Linked DNA regions of Homo sapiens: region 2 is linked to region 1. Evidence: chromatin loops called from intact Hi-C (ENCODE). Cell type or tissue: B cell. All regions are shown on one strand. Each heading gives the region's core, and the rest is flanking DNA. Links, peaks and the distances in the headings are about the cores only. Region 1 has its middle 22 kb from the start of MIR4483. Region 2 holds the start of VWA2 (von Willebrand factor A domain containing 2).

What was found. Hi-C counts contacts between places; a loop is a spot of excess contacts. Peaks named below come from ENCODE experiments on the same cell type or tissue, not always from the same donor. Only the 100,000 strongest peaks of a DNase experiment are listed, where the experiment ranks them.
Region 2: it touches region 1 in a loop (2.9-fold over the local background); 2 of 110 quality-filtered maps call a loop at or near these places.

The regions. Positions count from the first base shown.
Region 1 is chr10:113,798,489-113,801,408 of GRCh38, forward strand. No RefSeq gene overlaps it. Among named protein-coding and RNA genes, the nearest start is that of MIR4483, 22 kb to the left of the region's middle. In B cell, for the core only: CTCF peaks have their summits at 1,294 (motif pointing right) and 1,497; a DNase peak (open chromatin) is centred at 1,293.
Region 2 is chr10:114,237,972-114,240,891 of GRCh38, forward strand. It overlaps VWA2 (von Willebrand factor A domain containing 2), which reads left to right and starts at 1,283. Exons shown (of 14, transcript NM_001272046.2): 1 at 1,283-1,598. RefSeq lists an enhancer at 1,194-1,902. In B cell, for the core only: no CTCF peak of the experiment used is centred there; a DNase peak (open chromatin) is centred at 1,480; H3K4me3 peaks cover 733 bases; H3K27me3 peaks cover 1,904 bases.

The DNA.
Region 1 (2,920 bases), core at 257-2,756:
TAAAAGTTTTAAAGCTCAAAGTCTAAAAGCCAAAAGCTACTAAGAGGGTTTTTTGTTGTTGTTTGGTTGGTTTGTTGGTTAGTTGGTTTTGATTTTGGTTCTGTTTTTCCAGAAAGCTCACATAGTTAAGGAGAAAATGCCACAGCTTCGGTGTCCCTAGTTCCAGGTGGCTCAGCAAGTCAGAGGTACAGGCAATGATTAAAAAAAAACTGACATTCTCTACTGACAACATGGAAAGCATTCCAACAATTATGAGAATCTATTAGAATATGCACATCACATTTCCATTTGGGCTACTTGAGATTGGGGTTAGCTGGGGTCTAGGGGCGCTTCCTGACCCTCAGACCTACAGAATATCTCCTGGGAAAACAGGATTGATGCTTGCTTATTTTATTAGATATTCTTTGGATCATTTGTTAAATTCACTTCCAAGAATATCAAACCCTTATGTCCCACTCATTTGAAATATGTAAAAATACATAGGATCTGTACATAATGTATTGTGTGTGTATAAAGCTTATATTATTTTCTTCTGCAAATTTTCAGTTTTCCTCATGATTAGACAGAAATTCAATCTCAAATAAATTGCCTTTTCAATCTATCTGCTTACAAAGTAATCAAGCTTCTGATTTTTTAGTCTAACTTCAATGTGGAAAAGGGATGCAACATTTATAGGAACATTAATATAAAATACAAGCCTACTTCTTTCTGAATTATACCTTTTTCAGAACTCATTTTATTTTTAGTACTTGTTTATATCATAGCTTATAATATGAAATGTGGAAAAAATAATAAAGCTGATTTACTTTAGGGTGTATTCCTGTTTAATCATGAGGAAAATCCTGAAAGACTGCAAATAATTGATTTCAATTTTTTAATCCATAAAAAGCACATAGAGTTGGAGTGAGTTATATTAACAGTATAAAATGAGTTGGAGAACTCATCTAGATATGACCAAATTGAATGCAGATTTTCCTTGGTTACATTAACTTTCCCATTATCTGTACTAGTTAGACTTGATTGTTTAGGCCAGTGGGTCTCACTGGCTACATATTACGTATTAACTCTCTGGTGAACTTTTCAGAAAATACTGGTGATCGTTTCCAAATTAAATGAATCTGAATCTCTAGGGGTGGGACTTGGGCATTAATACTTTTGAAAATGTCCCATATGATTCTAATATGCAGCTGGAATTGAGAATCACTTAAGTTTTACAGAGAGTCTGACCCAAGGAACACGAATGATCTTGTGGCTTATGTTCTGGAAGATGCCACTGCAGATGTACTACCAGCAGATGGCAGAAGAGGGAAATTAAAAACAGGCCGGACGCTAGCCCTGATTAAGAAGCACACCGGACACCAAAAGGAATCTTTAAGGACTGAAGAATTTCTTAAAATTATTCTCAAGGATTGGTGTGGAGTTTTCTGGCTTTTCCTGAAATTCATACTTGGGTCTGATATTTGGGAAGTTCAATGCATGCAACCGAGGCAAGGTATGTGAAAGCCTGGAAAAGTATGGGGAAGAAAAATGTCACTGAATAAAGGATTTCTTCTTTCTTGAGGACTTTTTTGTTTTGAGATGTAATTTTCACTCTTGTCACCCAGGCTGGAGTGCAGTGGCATGATCTCAGCTCACTGCAACCTCTGCCTCCTGGGTTCAAGTGATTCTCCTGTCTCAGCCTCCCAAGCAGCTGGGATTACAGGCACCTGCCATCGCTCCCGGCTAATTTTTGTATTTTTAGTAGAGATGGGGTTTCACCATGTTGGCCAGGCTGGTCTTGAACTCCTGACCTCAGGTAATCCACCCATCTCAGCCTCCCAAAGTGCTGGGATTACAGGTGTAAGCCACTGTGCCCAGCCCTCTCGAGGACTTCTTTACCTCCAAAGAATGCAAAGTTATTAGGAGAAATATATCTATTTATCTATTCTTATAGTATGCATAAAATATAGATATTTATATAGATATAGATATGGTGATATATATAGATATATATGATGTTTATGTAGAGATATATGGAGATTTTTTGATATATGTATATATTATAGAATTATTAAATCAAATAATTGATGTATCCATCACCTCACATACCTAGCATTTTTGTGATGAGAACATTTAAAGTCTACTCCCGTAGCAGTTTTCAAGTATACTATCTATATATTGTTATTGATTATAGTCACCATGCTGTATAATAGATTTCCAGAACTTATTCCTCCTAACTGAAGCTTTGTACTCCTTAACCAGCATCTCTATCTGTGTTTATGTCTGCATTTATCTGTGTTTAAAATCATCAGCACTTTGGAAAGAATCACGGAATTTTAAGTTAAAGGTAGAGGACTCTTGATGCCATGAAAATGTGATCTTGAGCAGATTAATCTCCATAAATCTCAGTTTTTTCCTTTGTAAACTAGGGTTTAGATGAGAAAATAATGGAAATGCAAACGACTTTTATAATGTTCAAGTGCACCAGTGTTAATTATTTTCTTTTTCTTTTTTCTTTTTTTTTTGAGATGGAGTCTTGCTCTGTTGCCCAGGCTAGAGTGCAGTGGCGAGATCTCGGCTCACTACAACCTCCACCTCCTGGGTTCAGGTTCTGCCTTAGCCTCCCAAGTAGCTGGGATTACAGGCACCTGCCACCATGCCCGGCTAATTTTTGTATTTTTAGTAAAGACAGGGTTTCACCATTTTGGGCAGGCTGGTCTTGAACTCCTGACCTCATGATCCATCCACCTTGGCCTCCCAAAGTGCTAAGATTACAGGCGAGAGCCACTGCGCCTGGCCTATTTTCTTTAATTCAAGTTGGCTTTCAGGTACACTGGAATTTCAGGGGAAATCCCCTAACAATAATTTTTTTGAGGGTCTTCCATGTGGAGAGGCCTAAACTAAGGGCTGTTATTTAATGGGAACCCTGGTGCATTATCAA
Region 2 (2,920 bases), core at 330-2,829, 440 kb after region 1:
AAACAGGACTTTGAAGACAGCATAAAACATCTTTATTGATTACATGTTGAGATAATGTTCCGGATGTTTAGGTTAATACTGAAATCCAGCTTGCTGTTTCTTTTCACTTTTTATTAAATGTGACCACTAGAACATTTAAAATTACACACGTGGCTTGGTCAGTATTTCTCTGGGGCAATGCTGATCTAGAGGCAGAGACCATCCCTCCCCAGCAGTTAGACCTCAAGACTAACTGCTGTCCCCTGTGGGGATGATGTGGTGGTACATTATGTCTGCTGCTCTGGTGTGGCCCTGTTTTTATTTTTGGGTGCTCAGTAAATGTTACTGGGAGAAATGAATTACAGGAAAAATGAGTCCTTTCCTAGCCTCCTTCAATGAGGTTTGCAACATTAAAGTCACCACGGGCCACTTTCACTGGAAGCTGTCAGTGTCGGAGGTTTGGAAATTAACTGAGAACTACAGACAGGAAAGGTGTAAAGCAAATTATTTTCCTATCAGATTGACATTTACAAGAATAATGGGAAGGAGCATGGAAAAGAGGAAGCAGGTCAACCTTCCTTGAGGACAATTAGATAATAGGCATCAAAAGTCTTAAGTTGTATAAAACCTGTATCCTAGAAATTTACCTTTTCGTAGTTTATTCTAAGGAATTAATTGGACAAAAGCACAAAGACATCTAATTGTATTATTAAAATGGAAAGTTTAATATTCAACAATAGCAGATAGGTTAAGTACATTAGGACATTATGAAGTGGCTTAAAACGGACATTCAAAAAAAGGAAATGGAAAACCTGAGTAATGTACAGCTTGTATGGAATGAACTAAAAATATATAAATTTTTGCATAGGTAGAATGACATTGGAAGAACATACACCACAATGTTAACTGATTATCTCTGGGTGTTGGAAAATGATTGATTTATCAACTTTTTTACTGTTATTTCTTTTCTTTTTTTTTTTTTTGCAATGAACAGGCATGCTCTGGCAGTTTTTAAATGAAGTATGGAAATTATGGATTGTGCAGTCATAGTCAACGTTCATTGAGAGCTTACTTTATATAAAGCATCATGCTCAGCATTGTGCTTTGTGGCATTTGATTTTTTAAAAATCAAACGCCCTCCAATCTTAAGCAAGGATGATGGCCAAAAGGTCGGCTTATTACCCAACTGCAACAATAGGAGGGACAGGTAATTAAAAGGCAATTGCCATGACAAATAGAAAAGATGCCAAAGTCAACATTTTTTCAAGGAGCTATAAAGCCCGTGGAGGAGTCAGCTGACGGCACAGTGTTCGCGGCTGCACCGCTCGGAGGCTGGGTGACCCGCGTAGAAGTGAAGTACTTTTTTATTTGCAGACCTGGGCCGATGCCGCTTTAAAAAACGCGAGGGGCTCTATGCACCTCCCTGGCGGTAGTTCCTCCGACCTCAGCCGGGTCGGGTCGTGCCGCCCTCTCCCAGGAGAGACAAACAGGTGTCCCACGTGGCAGCCGCGCCCCGGGCGCCCCTCCTGTGATCCCGTAGCGCCCCCTGGCCCGAGCCGCGCCCGGGTCTGTGAGTAGAGCCGCCCGGGCACCGAGCGCTGGTCGCCGCTCTCCTTCCGGTGAGTCCCAGCCCCGAGTTGGCTCTGGCGCCCGGGTACCCGCCAGTGCCGGCTGCCGATGACCGATTCACGCTCCCGGTACTGGGGCCCCCTCTGCCCAGCCACCCCTACCCAGAGCACCCGGGCTGCGCGGCCCCGCCGAGGGTGCGGGCTTTGTTCGCATTGTCTGCGCGCACCTGAGCGCGGCCTTCCTGGCACGGCGGCGTCGGGGGAAGAGCGCACCTGGCGCGCGCCTCCCTCGTGGCCACTCGCGGTCCGTCCCGGGCGAGCTGGCGGGGTTTTGGGAGGGGTGCGGTCAGCAGGTAAGTGGGTAGGGGCTCCGGGTACAGGGGTGGAGGAGGGCATGTATTAAACCCAAGCTGCCCTCCTGGCACAGTAGCGGGGCCCCCTTCCCTGGCGGCCGCGGAAAGGGACTCGCCCTTTGAATAAAGGCTTTGGTGACATGCTCGCTTCCACCCCACACCCCACTACAGGACATACACAGGTGTTAAGGGGACTTGGGGCAGTTTTCCCAGGCAGAACGAGTGCCCCCAGCGAAGTGTCTGCAAGCAGAACCTGAGAGGGGCCGGCTGCCCCGAGAGTCCTCGCGCTTGGGCAGTGGGAAGTCCAGGGGTTTGTCGTTCTGGTGACTTCCCCCACCTGGCTCAGCCCTGCTTCCTGCATGTCTCCTTCCCTTCCAATAAGGCTAACAAAACTTTCCCTAGCTAAGCCGACCTTTCCCTCCCGCCTTGGGCCCTTGGCCACCTGCTGGGACGGTGAATGGGAGAGTCTCAGAATTGAACCTTGAAAACTTGCTGGGGGCACCAGACAGAAGAGAAGGGAGGAGGGCACCTTGCTGCTTGTGATTGTGGAATCAAGGGCTCCAGCTGAAGCTGAAAGGGGACTTAGCAATGGGGACCTCATGCCATGTGTTTGATGTCTTGGAGATTGGAATAATTAGAACGTGTACATTTTTCAAATTACAAGCTGCTTTAAGTAAAACCCCAGAACCTCTAAGTGTTTTATAAATTCAGTCCCAAAAATTCAAGGTCTCTTTTGCTGTTAAGGTGACACTATATTAAGAAATGTCGATTTATTGAAGAGTCAGAGAAGTGAAGAGGTCAGAAAGGTACCACTAGAGTTGGCAAAAGCCACAGGCATGAATTTGTAAATGCTGCTGGCTTTCAGCAGGCTGAAGCCATCCTCTCTTGTGACTGATGGGGGTTCAGAGCTCCTCAGGCCTTACTCTTCTTTTGTAAAATCCAGCCCAGAGCCATCTCCTAGTAGTGTAAGAATTTCTCAGACTAGGTCCCCAGGCAAATCCCAGGTTGGAGAAGAGGATT